Linked DNA regions of Homo sapiens: region 1 is linked to region 2. A link is a loop called in an ENCODE intact Hi-C map of the cell type or tissue named here. Cell type or tissue: stomach. All regions are shown on one strand. Links, peaks and the distances in the headings refer to the core of each region. The heading gives the core; the rest is flanking DNA. Region 1 overlaps COL27A1 (collagen type XXVII alpha 1 chain). Region 2 overlaps COL27A1 (collagen type XXVII alpha 1 chain).

Region 1 (9,466 bases), core at 966-8,965, 110 kb before region 2:
CCAGCACAGGCACTAACCATGATTAGCAGTAGCCTAAACAGGATTGGAACGGGAGCAAAAGAATCGGCAGGGCCTCCCTCTGAGAGCCAACTTTCCAGGCCTGGAGCTGACTTAGATGGCTCGTTGGCTCCCTGGGTTGCATCTCTGTTCCTGCTGGTGAAGGCTGGGGCTCGGGTCTCTGGCAAGTAGGAAGTCCCTGCAAGTCTCCAATTTCTGCTCCATGGAGACAAGTCAAATGAAAAGGACTATCTGTTAAGTCATAGACTTGAAGCACTGTGTGACTTCGGGCAAGTAACTTGCCCTCTCTGGGCCTCAGTTACGCATCTTTTCAAAGAAGGGAGAGAGAGGACTAGAATCTGACCCCTAGATGATCTTAAATGGCCTTCTTCCACTCTGACATGCTCTATACTTGGGAAGTTTATGGGTCAAGTGCACACAGAATCCATTTCCAAGAGGGTCAGCTGCATTTGTCAGGGAGAATGAATGGAGGTTGAATACTTCTGTAATAGGCCTTCAGGGCTGAAGTCCTCAAGTTGGAAGCCATGGTGTTAGGAAGCTTAATTGAAGAGAAGATTCTGATTCCATGTCTCCTGTGGACTTCTTCTTCCTGATTTTCAGAGATTACAAGGATTTGCCCTCTAATTCTCTGCAGAGTAGTCATTTTGGTATAGCTGTAGCCAGGGAAACTGACCGAGAAGGACATGTGTCGTTTTTGTACCTTCTCTTCCCCACCTCGCCTTTCTTTATCAGTTTGGGAAACTTCCTAGGAAGTTTGGTATGTGACATAATCCAATGAAGGACTCAAGGAGTGAGGGCAGGTGCCAGACAAGGGCCAGGAAGAGAGGGGGCTGGAAGGAGATGGAACAGAAATAAATGGGATCGCAGGAACACAGGAAGGCAAGGGGTAGTCTCCTCTGAGGAGGCATTCATGGAAAAAATGATTCTAAATTTGGGGACTGCTGAATGACAGAAAGTACAGTCAACTTCTTTATTGCAGGATTTCTCCGAGCCTTTGATATACAGTTGTGCTTTCCGGATTGTCAAGACTGGGATGCAGGGTACAGCTCTTCCCTAATGTATCTGGCCAATTTCCTAGAAAGCATGTCCCTGGTGGGTGTGGGAAATACTACTGAAGAATTATGAGCCCAGACGTTGCCCAGGATGGAAGTACCTGCCTTCCCTGAGCCTTGGTATTCTCCGTTTGTGTAATTAAACAAAGCTGCCTTTTATTTCTCTCCAGGGCTCATGCTATTGCCATTTGCTTCAAGTAAGCAAGTCATGCCAGAAAGGTTGGCCCTGCCCTTCTCCCCAGGCAACCCCAGGGCAGCTTGACACTTTGACCTTTAGTCGTTGCCCATGGTGAGCTGGGGGCCTGGCCCCATGAAAAGGCATTCTCACAACAGTGGCAGCAGATTGGAGAGGATGAAGAGGAAGGACCAAGGATTATCTTGGAGCAATTCTGGAAAAAGTCAGAGTAGGGGAATTAAGGCTTTGGGAAGACACTTTTTAAAGTCTATTTTTTTTTTTTTTTTTGAGGCAGAGTCTCGCTCTGTCGCCCAGGCTGGAGTGCAGTGGCATGAACTTGGCTCACTGCAAGCTCCGCCTCCTGGGTTCACGCCATTCTCCTGCCTCAGCCTCCCAGGTAGCTGGGACTACAGGCGCCCGCCACCACGCCTGGCTAATTTTTTTGTATTTTTGGTAGAGATGGGGTTTCGCTGTGTTAGCCAGGATGGTCTTGATCTCCTGACCTCATGATCCGCCTGCCTCGGCCTCCCAAAGTGCTGGGATTACAGGTGTGAGCCACCGTGCCCGGCCGTTTTTTAAAGTCTAGAGTCCTGTCATATCAGGTGATATTAATTCATCTTATAAAAATATACTGGACACTTCCTGTGTGCCTGCCAGGGGCTGGAAATATAAGCCCGGCATGGTGGCACATGCCTGTAATCTCAGCTACTCGGGAGGCTGAGGTGGGAGGATAGCTTGAGCCCTGGAGTTCAAGTCTAGCCTGGGCAACACTGTGAGACTCTGTCTCAAAAAAAAAAATGAAAAAAAAAAAAAGAGTGAATAAGACAGGCATCCTTGCCCTTTAGAGACTTCGTCTAGACAGGGAAATAGGAGAGTAGACAATGACCACACATGTGAGACCTGCTGTAGTGTGGCATGTGCAGTGAGCTGCGGGAGGTGACACCCAAGCTGGGATCTAATGGATGTGTAGGAACTGACCAGGCAAAGGAGTAGTGTCTACATGATGGGAGTAGCATGTGCAAAAGCCCAGAGCTGGAGAAGGCGTTCAGGGGACCATCACTGGCGTCTGAGTGCTATTTCAGCTGGTTTACATTATGCTGCAAGTAACTGAAGACCCAACTCAAAATAGTTTAAACGATAAGGGGGGTTATTCCCATATCAAGAGGCCTCAAGGAAGAGCAGTACTAGGGTTGGTGAATTCAGCATCCCAACAGTGTCTTCAGACACCCACTATTTTTCTGTTCTGCTATCCTCACGTGCTCATGGGGCTTGTTACCTTATGTGCCCAAAATGACTGCAGCAGCTCCGAGCAGTATGTCCTTACTCAACAACATATAAAGACTTGAAGAAAACCTTCTCTGTCCCTTTGAAATGCTTTCCCAGGGTCCCTAACAGGCATCCCTCACCTCTTATTGGCCTCATTTGGGTCATATATGCATGCCTAAACCAGTCACTGGCATGGCAAATGAAATTCTCGGGATCAACTTAGATTTATCCAGATTCATGTAGGATCCTCTAAGTCCATGCCTACGTGAGCAAGCAGGAAGGAGGGATGCTGTGGGCATGTAATCACCAGTGTCTTCACCATGCCCACAGTGACAGAAGCTGTCGTCTAAGGTGCCCAGGGAGTCTGGGAAGAACCTAGGGTTCCAGTTATCAACCCTGGCAGACAGGTTTCCTAGATTATGTGATTCCACAGAAGCACACTATCCTAGCTTTCCTCTTGGAAATACATCCTGGGCCTGTCTGTCCCAGCCTTAGCCCTCACCACCCACCTGACACAGCTCTCTTGCCTGTGTCCCGCCTGTCTCTGGCCACGTGCCGGCCTCCCCTCTGCCTGCCTGGGGATCAGATACCCCAGGTGGCTTCGGGTGTCACTGGTGGCTGCTCCCACAGGAAGGTGAAATTGTATCATTGCCTTTGCCCATCTTGGCAAAAGCCACAGAGCAGAGCTTTAACCCTTCCTGGCCCTAGAGTGTAGGGACAGTGGGGACCATCTAGGGGAGTATTTTTGTGGCTGGCAGCAGACTGAGCCCTTGCCATGCATGAGCTTATTGAATCCTCATGCCCGGCCTGTGAGATAGGGAATATCAGCCCATGTTGCAGAAGATAAGACAGGCTCAGAGAGGCTGAGCAACTCATTCGGGGTCATACAGCTGATAAGTGACAAGGCCAGGTTTGCACGTGGCTCTGTCTAACTCCCCCTCGTCCCCTCTGTTTTCTTTCTCCCACTTTCCATTAGGATAAAGCCAAGTTGGGAGCTGCCTTCACACAGCACTGGTTCTGGTTAAGGGGTCTCCTCTCTCCTGCCCTGTGTGGGAATTGGTCTCCCAAGCAGTCCAGCCTGGTCTTCCCGCTGACCTTTCACCCCTGGCTCTGCTGCCCATTGGCTGGGGTCTGGGGAAGGGTCTAAAGATCATGAGGCTGTAGTACAGATGGGGAGACTGAGGCCCAGAGAAGGGGAGGGGCTGGCCCCTGGTTGCTCACTGAGTCAGCATCAGATTTTGAGCTGGACCCTAGATGTTCCAATGACCAGGGCAGGGCTTTCTATGCACTGCTTCTTCCCCGTTGACGTTGGCTAATTGATCTGTGAGAAGTGAGGCTGTGTTTGTCTATATAAGCAGGTCCTCACTGAGAGGCTGTGCCTGGAGGCCGGGAAGAGTGGGCTGCTGCTCTGATGGGGTCCTAGAGCCTGTACCTGGCCTCCTGCCTCCCGTGGGCAGGACTGGGGTGAGACTGGGACTGGTTTCCACTCCCAGCTTCCCCAGCCGGATCCGGGTGTGAGGGGTGGAAGCTGATGCCGCCTCTGCTTGTGTCTCCTGGTCTCTAGGGGGTTTCTCTTCTCCTGGATCTTAGTCTCGTTTGCCTGTCACCTGGCCTCCACCCAAGGAGCTCCTGAAGGTAATTCTCTCTTCTCTTTGTCCAGGGGGAGACAAAGGAGAACGGAAGGGGCCTGAGAACTCAGGGGTAGGAGACAGCCGTGCCTGTAATTGGAACTCAATGCCTCAGTTTTCCCATCAGTAGAATGGAGATGATAATTGGCAAATTCTCTTTAGGCTTGAAAGAATGACATTTGAGGCCAGGCTCAAGACTGCAGTCCCAGCGCTTTGGGAGGCCGAGGTGGGTGGATCACGAGGTCAGGAGATCGAGACCATCCTGGCCAACATGGTGAAACCCCATCTCTACTAAAAATACAAAAATTAGCTGGGTGTGGTGGCAGGTGCCTGTAGTCCCAGCTACTCGGGAGGCTGAGGCAGGAGAATCGCTTCAACCCAGGAGGCGGAGGTTGCAGTGTGCCCAGATCACGCCACTGCACTCCAGCCTGGCAAGAGAGCGAGACTCCGTCTCAAAAAAAAAAAGAATCGCATTTGAAGTTTTTGTAAAAGGGTAGGAAGGACTCTGTGCAGAAATGTGGAAGGGTGATTCTTGTGTTCCTTTCTGGGGCAAAATTTGAGTAAGTTACTCCGGTTTTAAGCCTCAGTTGTCCCTGTTTGTCCAATGAGTGCTCTAAGAACTGCTAAAAAAAAAAAAAAGGCATTAAGCATTAACTCTCATGGCCCAAGCCTGGGATCCCATCTTCCTCTTCCCGTGAGATCCTACTTTTCCCTGCTATCCCTGAGGGGCTGTCCAGGGGGCCGGGGCAGCGATGGGCTGGCTTCACATCTGCCCAGGGAAACTGAAACCTCTCCCACATCTGTTTGTCAAGCAGCCGCATGCCTCTGAAAATAGCTGCCCTTCCCCCGCCTTCACGCCCAGCCCGTGTGCTGGGGCAGGCAGCCCGGCACGCCGGGAGTCCCTGTGGCCTGACCTGGCCACTCGGCAGGGATTGGGCCCCTGGGAGGGCAGGGCTGTGCCCGGAAGAGACTTCTGCTGCCCAGCAACATTTTGTGCAAATGTCATATTTTCCAAGCTTGCTGTTTCCCCCACAAAGTAGGTGAACAGCTGTCCAGAGTCCTGAGTCAGTCACTGGGGCGGGGGGCGGGGGGAGAGGCTGGAGCTGTGTGGAGCCAGGTTTATGTAATGAAGGGATCTTGTGGGGGCCAGCTGGCAGGCTCCTTCTATCTTGGCGTTGGGCTGAATTCATTCCCCTGTCCCCCATCTCTTCACCCTTGATGGGGTGCTGGATGTGTCTCCACCCTGCTTTCCGACAAGCCTGGGAGGCCCCAGGCAGAATAGCATCATGGCTAAGCACAAAGACCCCAGAGTCAGGTGGCCTGGGTTCAAACCTTGGCTGTGCCTTTTTTAAGCTGCAAGTTATTCCCTCTGACTCTTCTGAGCCCCCTCTATAAAGTGAGGATAATAAAGAGTACCTGCTCCATAGATTGCTGAGAGAATCAAGTGAGATCATGCCTGTAAAGTATTTGGTATCTAGTAAGTGCTCAACAAGTATTAGTTTTTCTTATTGCTGTTAATTAGTTACCTGAAAAGTTTGGGCAAGAACAGCCCTTTCCTATGCCCTGCAGGGCTCACAGTGGTCTGACTCATAGCAGCTCTGTGCTGGTCACATTTGCCAGGTGTCAGGGCTTGAGACTTTGCCCTTTAGCTGCAGATGGTCTTTGGGGGACACCTGGAGACTGCTGGTTGTCAGCTTAGAAACCCACCCAGTGGATAGGGGAAACCTCACCCATGCTGCCTGGCCCAGCCAGTTGTGACTCTCTTTGGGTGAGTGCAGGTTAGCCCTAAATTCCATGTGTGGAGAAAGATGTGAGCAGGCCTGAGGGGCCCTCCGGGGGTTGTTGAGCAGGGACTAAAGGAAGGACCAAGTGGCTTCCTGCCCTTACCTCTTGTCCAACCAAATGGCTCCTCCCATTCTAAGTCCCAGTCTATAGTGAATAATAGTGAATAGTATTTCATGATAATAAGAGGGTTTCAGTGACTAAAACATATACCACTAAGAGAATCCTTAATCAGTAGTTTATTTTAGCTTAGAACCTGAGGACAGACAGATGGGAGAAAGGATGGGAAAGAGGAGTTTGAAATGAAATGAAAGCCCCTTGGGTCCTAAGGAAGAATAAAGGTCTTAAACTCAAGCCAACCTGAACCAGCAACACAGAGCTATAGAATTCTTAGAACATTGTAACACCTGTGCTATCTCAAGATCTGTTTCTCTTGTCTTACAGGCAGGGAATTGAGGCCCAAGGGTCAGTAAGACACTTAAGCAGAGTTACTCAATGTGGGGCTTGGGTGAAGATGATGAGGAAGATGACCATTTCATCCTCCTAACAACCCTATGGTGTAGGCGCACTTTATAGCCCTGTTTTACAGTGGAGGGAACTGAGGCTCACTGCTGGTCTTCTCAGGCTCTAAATTTTGGCCTTCTGACTCCAGAGTCTGCTATAGAACCATTATAACATGCTGCCAGCACTCAGGTTCTCAATTTCCCCCAGGGAACTGTCCTTCTATCCATTCATCCACCCATTCATCTGCCTATCCATTTACCCATCCATTTATCTATCCATCATCCATCCATCCATCCATCCATTCATCCATCCATCCAATATCCATCCATCCATCCATTCATCTGCCCTTTCATCCACCCATCCATCCATTCATCCATTTATCTATCCATTCACCCATCCATCCATCTATCTACCAATTCATCTACCTATCCATCCATCCATTCATCCACCCACCCATCCATCCATCCATCCAGCCAGCCATTATCCATGCATCCATCTATTCATCTATTCATCCATCCATCCATCCATCCACCCATCCATACATTTATCTGCCTATTCATCTACTATCCATTTATCCATCCATTTATCCATCCATCCATCCATCCATCCATCCATCCATCTACCCTTTCATCCACCCATCCATCCATTCATCCATTTATCTATTCATTCGTCCATTATACATCCATCCATCTACCAATTCATCTACCTATCCATCCATCCATTCATCCACCTACCCATCCATCCAGCCAGCCAGGCATTATTTATCCATCCATCCATCCATCCATCCATCCATCCATCCATCAATCCATCCACCAATTCATCTACCTATCTATCCATCAATTCATCCATCCACCCATACAGCCAGCCAGCCATCATCCATCCATCTATCCATCCATCCATCCATCCATCCCTTCATCTATTCATCCATCCATTCATCCATCCATTTATCCATCCATCCACCAATTCATCTACCTGTCCATCCATTCATTCATCCACCCACCATCCATCCAGCCAGTCATTATCCATCCATTCATCTATCTATCCATCCATCCCTTCATCTATTCATCCATTTATCCATCCATCCGTCCATCCATCTACCTGTTCACCTGCCCATTTATCCATCCATTTATCTATTCATCCATCCATCCATTTTTCTATCCATCCATCCATTCATTTATCCATCCATCCATCTGTCCATCCATCCATCCACCCATCCATCCATCCATCTATTCATCTATTCATCCATCCATCTATACATCCATCTACTCATCTATCCTTTCATGCATCCATGTATCCATCCATCAATCCATCCATCCATCCATCCATCCATCCACCCACCCACCTATCCATTTATCCATTCATCCATCCATCCATTCATCTATCCATCCATCCATCCATCCATCCATCCATCCATCCATCTCCCAGTTGTCAGCTGAGGGCCAAATGCCAAGTGTTGCATTCAGCCCCCAGCACAACCTTTGCAGGGGGTGATAGGGAGAGAGCATTCAGTACTCAGGGCCTATCTTGCTGAGCTTAGGGGAAGGGCCCTGAGGACCTGACCCAGACTCAGATTCCAGAGGCAGCTTTTCCTTCCCTGCTGAGTCAGAGCTCAGGAGCCTGCTTTGCCAACACTGGCAGCTCAGCTGACTGAAGGGGTCTAATGACCTGGGAGGGGAAAGGTCAGGAAGCCTTTCCATAAACACTCTGGAAGCCCTCCTTTTCTTTTGCTCTGGCAAGCCCTGCTGACATAATTATTGGGCGGATGTGACCTGGCCAGACCACAGTCAGATATCCATACGCTTTGCCAGGGGACAGAGGTTGCAGGGATGCTTTGATTGCTTCCTCTCCTCTCCCCAGAGTCCTGTGGGGAGAAGGAGGAGTCAGCGGAAATGCCATCACCCTTCTGATAGCAGATGGCAGCCCCGTAGCCTGCTAGAGACACCTCGGGAGTGGGAAGGGGAATGGGTGGGTCCCTGAGGAGATGGTGAAACCTGTCAGACCCCTAGGACATCTTTACCAAGCTCTGGTGACAGGTCTATTCTTGTCATCCTGGTCCCTCACTTATGGGGCTGCTTCCTGGAGGAGATGGCTTTCCAGGTGGAGAAAAAGGAGTATAACGTGTCATTGTTGGGCAGCCTCTAACACTCTCAGCAACAGCATTTGGTTATTATCATTATTTTTAGTATTAGTTATTATTTGAAAGGGCTTCTTTTGTACCAGGCACTTAAAAATAAATGTATTCATCATGTAATTGTTACATCCTTCTGAGGTTGGGACTGTTACTATCCCATTTAATAGATGGGAAAACTGAGGCACTAAAGTCACAAGATTAGTAAGTGTTAGAGGTAGGATTTGAACTCAGGAAGTTTGGCTCCAGAGTCTGTTTTTTAACCCCAACATGCAAGATTATGCAGCCAGATAAGGGGTCACAATCCCTGCCAGATAGTTCCAACGCTGCCCTCTCAGCCACCACCATGGGGCGGTGTCATTTTTAGATGAATGAACAAAGGACCAGGTAGCTGTGGGTGGACGGTCCACATTGCCTGTGCCCCTTAGGGGGTAGGGGGTGGGGTGGGCTGGAGCAGGCCCTGACTGCGTCCTCTCCCCTTTTCCCTCCCTCTCAGATGTGGACATCCTCCAGCGGCTGGGCCTCAGCTGGACGAAGGCCGGGAGCCCTGCACCCCCGGGAGTCATTCCTTTCCAGTCGGGCTTCATCTTTACGCAGCGGGCCCGGCTCCAGGCTCCCACGGGCACCGTCATTCCTGCCGCCTTGGGCACAGAGCTGGCACTGGTGCTGAGCCTCTGCTCCCACCGGGTGAACCATGCCTTCCTCTTCGCTGTCCGCAGCCAGAAACGCAAGCTGCAGCTGGGCCTGCAGTTCCTCCCCGGCAAGACGGTCGTCCACCTCGGGTCCCGGCGCTCAGTGGCCTTCGACCTCGACATGCACGACGGGCGCTGGCACCACCTGGCCCTCGAGCTCCGAGGCCGCACAGTCACTCTGGTGACTGCCTGCGGGCAGCGCCGGGTGCCTGTCCTGCTGC
Region 2 (9,466 bases), core at 807-8,806:
GGGCTCCTAGTGTGGTAAACCACACTTGTGGGGCGGGAGAAGGCTCTAGAAGCCTCTGGGTAGTCCCAAAGCTCAGCCAGCCTGGGCCCACCCCCAGCCCCCTAGTTCCAGCTCCAAGCTCCAAGAAGCTACAAGCTGCTCCCACCTCTGCATCTCTTGCACTGTGTGACCCTGGGTGTTCTCTTGCCCTCTTGGAGCCTCAGTTACCCCCTTGCTTACAACCAGGGGGCAGCTCTTGCTCTAGGAGGGACCAATGGCGTTTTCTTTCAGGGGCCGCCTGGTGCAGTGGGAGAACCGGGCCTTCCTGGGGAAGCCGGGATGAAGGTGAGGTGGGATGAAAGAAGAGAAAAATGACTTGTTGAAACCAGCTCCCAGATGGTGGCCACATCCTCTCCATGGAAGAGAAATGGGCCTTTCTTGTGGCTGGGATAATGGGTTCTCTGTGCTCCTGGCTGGGGAGTGGGGCCTGGTTAGGGCCAGAGTGGAATGTGGAGCCCCCACCAGTGCCCTCTGCGAGGTAATGTTTTTTCGGGCACCTGCCCCTGCCTCTATGCTGGGGTGGCTGTACCTCCTGGCCTCATGCGATACCATCTGCAGCTCGGTGCCAGTGCCCTTCATTACCTGCTGAGAAACAGGTGCCCATTGATACATGGACTCTGGGGAGAGCCCCCTCCCCATTCTGCTGTTGGAAGAGGACGCTGTTCCCCCTTGGAGGCCCCAGAGCTGATGAGTGATGCTGGCTAGCCCGTGGACATTGTTGAGGCAGGGCCCAGGGGAGCCCGCAGAGGGGCTGTGAGACTTGAGTCCAGTCACCCCCTTCCATGCCTAAGTCTCCCTGTCATTCAAAGAGGGAGTTGGACCAGGCCGGGGGCTGCCAGACTTGGCCTAGTCCCAAAATCCCTTGCTCAAACACCAATGAAGAAAACCACCCCACGTAGAAAACTGATAGAAGTGGGATTGTTTCCACTGGAGCAGGGCTGGGGGCTCAGAGCTCTGCCCTCCTCCTGTGCCCCTAGACACCAGCAGGGAGCATAGCTTGAAAATTCACCAATGAAGAAACCACCCCACGTAGAAAACTGATAGAAGTGGGATTGTTTCCACTGGAGCAGGGCTGGGGGCTCAGAGCTCTGCCCTCCTCCTGTGCCCCTAGACACCAGCAGGGAGCATAGCTTGAAAATTCTCCAATGAGAAAGACCCTTTTAGGGCCTTTATGCAGGGGGCAGGTGACATTTATTCCGGCTCATTTAGGGCTTCCTCCTCGTTTGGGTTTCTCTTCAAGTCTCTCAAGGAAGAATAAAGTCACATAATTGCCATTGCTGCATCCAAGGCTCCTGGAACCAGACTGCCCAGGTTCGGATCATGAATCTGTCACTGAATAGTCTCACGAGAGCTTGGGCTCCTTACCGAACTCCCCCAATGCCTCTGATGCTTCACCTCTAAAATAATGCCTTTCCTTGCAGGGCTGTCTTGAAAGTCAGATATGTTAATATAAAAACTGATGTCCTCAGCCTGGGCAACGTAGTGAGACCCCATCTCTACAAAAAATTTAAAAATCTGCCGGGCATGGTGGCGCATGCCTGTGGTCCCAGCTACTTGAGAGGCTAAGGTGGGAGGATCACTTGAGCCTGGGAGATCAAGGCTGCAGTGAGCTGTGATTACCCCACTGCACTCCAGTCTGGGCGACAGAATGAGACCCTGTTTCAAAAAACAAACAAAAAAAGTCCTTAGAACAGTACAGAACAGTACAGTTAGTTATTAATAGGATGATGGTGTTGGTGCTAATTGTCCTCCTGTCCTGGCGTGGGAGAAGAAGTCCGTGGACAAGGCTTACTTGGAACAGGAGCTCTGGTTGGTGTTTTACGATTTCTCTGTGGTCCCTGGGAAGAAGGACCTTCCCCAGCTCCTCCTCCCACACCCCAAAGTCAGAGCTGGTGGAAACAGGAAGGGGTGTCGAGAGCTGGGGCTGGCCCTACCCACCCGCAAGGACTTTTGTTCGGCTTCTCCTAGGGTGACCTTGGACCCCTGGGCACTCCTGGGGAGCAGGGCCTCATTGGGCAACGGGTAAGTTGAAGCAATTTATTCTTCCTGAAAGCCCCCAGGGTGTGTGGGTGCCGCAGGGGAAGAGACCGGCTTTTCTCAATCTCCCTAAGCCTCAGTTTCCTCAGTTACAGAAATAGACTATGAATGTCTACAGCCTCGCCCAGTCTCTCTTGGTAGGCCAGCATTTCCACAGTGTAGAGAAAGGCATTTTGTGGTCTGTAGTCCCAGCTACTCGGGGGGCTGAGGCAGGAGAATCGCTTGGACCCAGGAGTTGGAGGTTGTGGTGAGCCAAGATCATGCCACTGCACTCCAGCCCGGGTGACAGAGGAAGACTCCATCTCAAAAAAAAAAAAAAAAAAAAAAGAAGAAGAAGGATGTTGAGGTTCAGTCGAGTCTCGGCAGTAAAGAGAATGATGAGCACGCATCCTATGCCCACTGTGTGTCGAGCACTTTTCTCGAGGCACAAGGAGCACAGCAGTGAGTAACGGAGGCCTGTCTCTGGAGCTTGCATTCCAGCGGGTTGATAAGTGATACCTGCCATGGGTACAAGAGGAGCATGGACCACCCAACTGGCACATCGTTGCCATCCTGCACCTGACGGCCCCTGAGGCCCTTTCCAGCTCAGACTCTGAACAGCGATGAATTCTAAAAGCAGAGAGAGACCCAAACTTAATTTGATGGCCATTTCAAGAACTGTTGTCCAGGGGCGTCTCTAGAGCTGGAAGGGCAAGCCTGGTTGAGGTTCAGCCAGGGACTCTGTTCTTGCTGTCATTCCCGAGCTTGCTGGGAAGAAAAGTCGAAAGACTGGCCTCCCTTTCCTCATCTGAGAAGTAGGATTCCACCAAGGAGTTCCATGCAGGCTTACTCCAGCTCCAGTAATAGTATCTCACATGGTTGCCAGGTATGGGGCGCTTACACCATGCCTTACAGCAACCCTTGAAGAAGGTGGTGTCAGCCCCATTTTTCAGATAAAAAAACAGATGCCAATGAGACCTAAGTAGTTTGCTTGCGGTCAAACAGCCAGTGAATGAGAAACCAAGAAGTAGCATTGACGTCTGGCTGATGTCAAAGCCTGTCTTTAACTACTAGGCCACTCTGCAGCCCAGCCAACCAGCCTAGAGATGATGTTCAGGACAAATCCATGACAAGCACCTTCTAAATTCGTGACCTCATGTAGCCCCCACCCCACGTCACCCTGCAGAGGGAGCTGTCGGTAGCTTGGGGGTCTGCTCCCCTTTTCTGGAGAGCTGAGGGTGGGCACCTCAACCTTCCTGTTCATTTGCTAACTCAGCCCCTGGCTACCATGCACCCACTGTGTGCCAGGGCCCCCAGGGTCCCACTGCCTGGAGATCCATGGGTCAGGGTCCTGCCCCAGGGAGGGGGAAGAGAGGAAAAGCACACCGGGGCCTCCTCCCCAGTAACATCTCCTCCTCTTTCTCCATCACCTTTTCCAGGGAGAGCCAGGCCTTGAGGGTGACAGTGGCCCCATGGGACCTGATGGGCTGAAGGTAAGTGCCCTTTTAGGGCAGGGCCTGGGGACCCCGGCAGGGCATTGCTTTCCCATCCAAGACCTAAGTCTCCTCCCAGAAACACTGTGTTCCCATAGAGATCTGAGATGACAGCTCCAGCTCCCATTGACAGCAGCTTGGGGAAGGGTCAGCAGTGTCCAGCAGCCACCTCCCACCCTGCCCTCTGCACTACCTGCTCAGGTGGGACCAGGGCCATCACCACCTTCCAGTCTTTCCTGCTACCCTTCTTAAAATATCAGCTTCTCTTGGCTAAGGGTGATTCCTGAGCACCGGCACTACGCCAGGCCCAGAGCCAGAGTCTTTGGTCTCTGTTATCTTCCAAATATTCTAGAAGGTCAGGAAAATAATAATTACCACCAATGACTTATAAGCCACAATTTAGGGAGGACTAGTCACACACATACCAGGTACAACGCTAAGCCCTTTACCAGCTGGATCCATAGGACAACGGAAGTTCTGTCTTTAGATGAGGAAACTGAGACTCAGAGTGGTGAAGCAACTTGCCCAAGGACACACCGCTAGCAACTGGCACATCCAGGACCCAAATCTGGGCCCGTTTGGCTCCAAAGCCTCTGCTCACTCTGCTGTACCATGCACCCATTCTAAAGGCGAAGAGGCTGAGGCTCAGAGGAAGGCATAGATACATTCAGGACCTATGGCTATGAGTGAGGATCCAAAATTCAAACCCACGGCTCACAGGTGCCAAAGCCTGCTGGCCCAACTTGACCCTGCTGCTCCCTGAGAGACTCCTGTCAGCCACAAATGTCAGGACTCTGAAGAGACACCTTAGCTCACCTGAATTGCAGGTGGGCAGGCGGGCACCTCCCTCTGACTCTCCAGACCCATCTCCAGGCCAGTCCCTGGCCTCCGTCTTGGGCCCCGCTCTGACCCCACAGGTGGGCTTTCCCCGAGGCTGGCCGGTCACCCTGTGCAAGTCAGCTCCCCAGCCCAGGTTCCTAAGGGCCATGCCCTCTCGCCCACCTACTCTCCAGGTGACCTCAGAGAAGCAGACCCCTTCTCTGAACCTCAGTTTCCCCATCCACAGGCTTCCGCCCACCCTCGTTACCCCCTCCCCACAGTCTCCCAGGGTGCCTTGGCGACCGGCCCCTGCTGACTCCTCACATTTTCTTGCAAGAGCGAGAGCACCCCCTGTCTGTCATCTGCCTGACTCCTCTCCCCCAACCCTGCTGCATCCAAGCGTACAGCCGAGTCCCAAGACCCGGAGCATTTGACAGCTGCTCCACACCCTTTGCCAGTGCCTGCTACACTGGGTGGTGATGCTGATGAAGGTCATGGCTAAAATGCTTTGGGCACTTGCCATGTGCCCAGTGCCACCCACCCAAAGGGCTTTATGTGAATTAACCCATTTAATAATTAATGTTCCCAGCAACTCTCCCAAGCTTGATACATTACCATCCTCACTAGACGGATGAGGAAACTGAGGCACGAAGCAGCAGCCTTCTCACTCCACTCTGGGCGGCCACCTTTCTTCTTGGAAAGTCCACTGAGGTGGGCGGGAGGGGGTCTTCCAGCCTGGGTGCCTCATGCAGTCTTCTGCCTCCACCTTGCATGGCTTTTTGGCCCTGACTTCATCCTCTTCCCCTCCCTTCAAAGCCAATTCTACCTGAGTCCTTGTGCTCAAATGCACAGCATCTTCCCTGGTCTTTACATGAATCCCAGGAGAGACCCATTTTCTTAAGGTGTTTGTCCAGGAATCACCCCTCATGGTGAAAACTGCGTCTCGAATATGCACAGCACTTCATAGTTTATAGAGTGCTTTTACACCCGTTATCTCTTCGCTGATGTCCAGCTGACAGTGATGATGGTGGTGGTGACCAATAATAGTTAGCTTTTATCCAGCATTCACATGCCAGACACACTGCTAAGCTATTTACATGGTTTATCTCTTTCAATCCTTGCAGTAATCCTTTGATCCTGATTTTACAAACGAGGAAACTTGCCCAGGGTCACACAACTATTCAGTAGCGGTAGCAAGATTTGAACTTAGGCAGCATAACCCGAGGGTTGAGGGAGGCATCGTCCCCTGAGCAGAGAATCTTGGAATTAGAAGGAGCCAGAACCCCAGGTTCACACAGCACTGACTCACTCGGTGGTATTAGGGAGTCTCCACCTGTCTGCACTTCAGTTGTCCCATCTGTAACTGAAGAGGGTTAAGGAAGGTGACTTGCAAGGCTCCTCTGAGCACTGGCAGATGTCTGAGGATTTGGGGCATCTCTAGGAACCCCCAGAGACTGTTCTGCATGAGATTCACAAGGACGCCCACCCCAGGGGTCCAGTTAGCCCCTGGAGTGTGGTCTTAGGCAGAGCCCAGGTGAGGGCCCTTTGTTGAAAACCCGACTAGCCACCTGGAACAGGCTGTCTGCCTCTGAGAGGAGAACAGGTGGCCAGGACGACAAGCCAGAAATGGAATCCCAGAGCCAGAGGAGTCTGCAGGAGAGTTATTCAGGCCAGCCCCCTGTCTTCATGCCAGGCTGTGCTTAGAAGCTGAGGCTCCCAGCAGGAAGGGATCCGGGCACAACTTTGTGCCCAGATCTGCTCTACATTGGCCCACGCCTCAGCTCGGAGTCTTCTGCCTTTATCTGTGCCATCTCTGGACCGCTCCATTGGAAAATCTTCCCAACTGAACTAGAAACTGCCCCAGCAACTCCCTCACACCCACCTCCTGCCCCAGAGCTCAGGCCTCAGCAGGCCCAGCTTGAAGCAATGAGCAATCATGAGTTGCTTTCTTGAGCCTCTCTTCTAGGCAGGGCCAAGCCCCAGGCTCCAGCTTCATGCCCTCTGCTTCCTGTGCTCTCTCTCCTCTGGATGCACACCAGTTTATCAGTGTCCCTCGTAAACCTTGGCACTGGGGGACAGAACTGGTAAAGACACACTATGCTTTTCCAAGCCTGCTCTTCTCGCCCATCCCTTCCTGATGGACGCCGCCCCTCAGCAGCCATGCCCGTGCTGCACTCCACACCTGCTCTGCTCACGGTGATGAGGGTGACAGCCCACGCCCCATCCTGGAATCCTGCATGCCCCATCCTGGAACCCCACCTGCCCCCAATCTCTCTCAGAGTACGCAAAGATTACCGTGATGAGATAAGGCAAGCTTAGAGTGACACTGATTGCTTCAAAACCATAAAAAGCCCATGCCAGCCTGGTGCAGTGGCTCACACCTGTAATCCCAGCACTTTGGAAGGCCAAAGTGAGTGGATCATCTGAGGTCAGGAGTTCGAGACCAGCCTAGCCAACATGGTGAAACCCTGTCTCTACTAAAAATACAAAAATTAGCCAGGCATGGTGGCGCGTGCCTGCAGTCCCAGCTAGTTGGGAGGCGGGGGCACTTGAACCTGGGAGGTGGAGGTTGCAGTGAGTTGAGATCATGCCACTGCACTCCAGCCTGGGCAACAGAATGAGATCCGTCTAAAAAAAAAAAAAAAAAGCCCATGCCAAGGGTTGCCTTTCCAAGGAAATAACCTCAGGTGCCCCAAAGGTCCGAAGCCCCAAGAAGACCTTGGTTACAGCCCTATCACTGTAAAGAGGATACGCTCAGGATCCTGCTTCAAAGTCCAGCTCCACCGCTAGCCAGTTGTGGGCCTCTGGGCCAGACCACTTGATTTAGCTCTGCCTCAGTTTCCTCTTCTGTAAAATGGGACTAAAAGCGGACCAGCCTTAGAAAGCTTTTGTGGGGATTAAGTCAGTTAATAGATGTTAAAGGACTCAGACTATGGTCCTGACATGGTTAGTGCTATATAAATGTTAGCTCCATCCACTCCCCAGAGAAAGTATTCTGCAGCCAATAAGAATGATCGCCATGCAGAGCCCAGAGCGATAGGAGGGCACGTTCACCATAGAGCAAAGCAGTAACTATAACAAACAAAGATGGAGACCAGCAGTCCAGTGGGATTGTGCCTTTAGAGCTTAGTTTACTGCTGTCCGATTCATTGCCTTGGGAGAGTTGCTTCACTGCCCTGAGCCTGGTACATACCATCCAAACTGTTACCTACCATTTATTATTATTATTATTATTCACTGTGTTTTTGTCATCGAGGATTGAAAATACAACTCAGAAAAATGGAAAGAGTGGTTCTGAGAAGGAGAATTGGGTGAATTTTCTTTCTTGATGAAAATTTCTTTCAGCTAGTTGCAGCAGCTCATACCTGTAATCCCAGCACTTTGGGAAGCTGAGGTGGGAGAATTGCTTGAGCCCAGCAGTTGGAGACCAGCCTGGTCAATGGTCTCCAACTGCTGGGCTCAAGCTCTCTTGTAGCAAGACCCCATTTCTACAAAAAAAGAAATTTTTTTTCAATTAGCTGGGCATGGTGGCATGTGCCTGTAGTCCCAGCTACTTGGGAGGCTGAGGCAGGAGGATTGCTTGAGCCCAGGAGGTCGAGGCTGCGGTGACCTATAATTGCGCCTCTGCACTCCAGCCTGGGAGAGAGTGAGACTCTGTCTAAAAAATAAAAAAAAAAAATCTGCTTCATAAGACTCTTGTTCTCCCAATGTGTCTAAGTTGGAGAGAAATTGCCCTTGTCTCCTGTGAACTCCATGGGGTGGGTGCAGTCAGGACCCCGGCTTATCTCTGAGTCACTCTGCCCTTCGCAGCCCAGGCCCAGGCAGGGACACATGGGAGCCTCTACGTCTGGGATGCATCCTTGTGCAAGCTTAGAGCTACACTGGGCTTGGCAGCCGAGTCACAGCACCCTGCCTTTTTGGCTGCAGAGGGAACTATCGAGAATCTAGGGACCAGTTGGCTGTGGATGCCTGAATGGAGCCCTGAGATTTGGGGCCTCTGATGCACTTGGCAACTAACTTATTCTCTCTCTCTCTCCCCTCTTCATGCCCTGCCACCCAGGGGGACAGGGGAGACCCAGGGCCTGATGGAGAACATGGCGAGAAAGGCCAGGAAGGGCTGATGGGTGAGGACGGGCCCCCCGGCCCCCCTGGCGTCACTGGTGTCCGGGTGAGTGTGCAGGCCCCTTGCAGCGCCTGGAGCTCTGGGGTACCCTGAACTCTCATGCCTGTGCAGGCGGCTGGGCGGGAGGGCTTTTGGTCGTGCCACTGAAGGATCTTCTGCTGTGGTCCTTTCTCCACCTGGCAGTTTGCCAGAGAACCAATCTGCTCAATGCTCCATGGCTCTGGAGAACAACCTCGGTTACTCATCCTCCTGGCTGCCCTGCCCTGTGCAAACCTGGTCCCTGCCGACCTCATCTCATCCATCCCCCATATCCAGACACACTAAACTTTTTTCAGTTTCTTGGACAAGCTGTGGCCCTTACCCCTGGGCCTTTGCATGTGCTCTGTCTAGGACACTCTCCCTTCTTCACTCCCCTGTCACCTGCTTAAGTTCTATTTGGCCTTCAGGTATCACCATAGACATCACCTGCTCCAAAAAGCCATTCCTGCCCCCAGGCTGGGCCATGAGCCCTCAGGGACATGCATAACCTTCAGTGTATGTCTTGGCTCCATGAAGACCAAGACCTTTTCTGGCCTTCATTTACGTCTTTAACAGTGCCTTGGCCAGGTGCGGTGGCTCACGCCTGTAATCCCAGCACTTTGGGCAGCCAAGGCGGGTGGATCACTTGAGGTCAGGAGTTGGAGACCAGCCTGGCCAACATGGTGAAACCCCGTCTCTACTAAAAATGTAAAATTAGTCAGGCATGGTGGCGCATGCCTATAGTCTCAGTTACTCAGGAGGCTGAGGCAGGAGAATCACTTGAACCTGGGAGGCGGGGGTTGCAATGAGCTGAGATTGCGCCACTGCACTCCAGCCTGGGCAACAGAACAAGACTTTGTCACAAAAAAACAAACAAACAACAACAACAACAAAACCAGTACCTGACACATAAGAGGTGACCAAAGTCTGTTTGTTGATTGAGAAGACGGAGGAACTC

The links. A loop is a pair of places that touch in the nucleus more often than their neighbours do. Peaks named below come from ENCODE experiments on the same cell type or tissue, not always from the same donor. Only the 100,000 strongest peaks of a DNase experiment are listed, where the experiment ranks them.
Region 1: it touches region 2 in a loop (1.8-fold over the local background); 76 of 110 quality-filtered maps call a loop at or near these places.

Annotation. Positions count from the first base shown.
Region 1 is chr9:114,158,640-114,168,105 of GRCh38, forward strand. It overlaps COL27A1 (collagen type XXVII alpha 1 chain), which reads left to right. Exons shown (of 61, transcript NM_032888.4): 2 at 4,076-4,146; 3 at 9,050-9,466. Among named protein-coding and RNA genes, the nearest start is that of COL27A1, 7.8 kb to the left of the region's middle. RefSeq lists an enhancer at 4,509-5,025. In stomach, for the core only: no CTCF peak of the experiment used is centred there; a DNase peak (open chromatin) is centred at 5,082; H3K4me3 peaks cover 342 bases; H3K27ac peaks cover 1,446 bases.
Region 2 is chr9:114,267,234-114,276,699 of GRCh38, forward strand. COL27A1 (collagen type XXVII alpha 1 chain) reads left to right here. Exons shown (of 61, transcript NM_032888.4): 34 at 271-324; 35 at 2,008-2,061; 36 at 3,495-3,548; 37 at 8,428-8,535. Among named protein-coding and RNA genes, the nearest start is that of ORM1, 51 kb to the right of the region's middle. RefSeq lists enhancers at 4,002-4,171, 9,365-9,466. In stomach, for the core only: a CTCF peak has its summit at 4,729; a DNase peak (open chromatin) is centred at 4,716.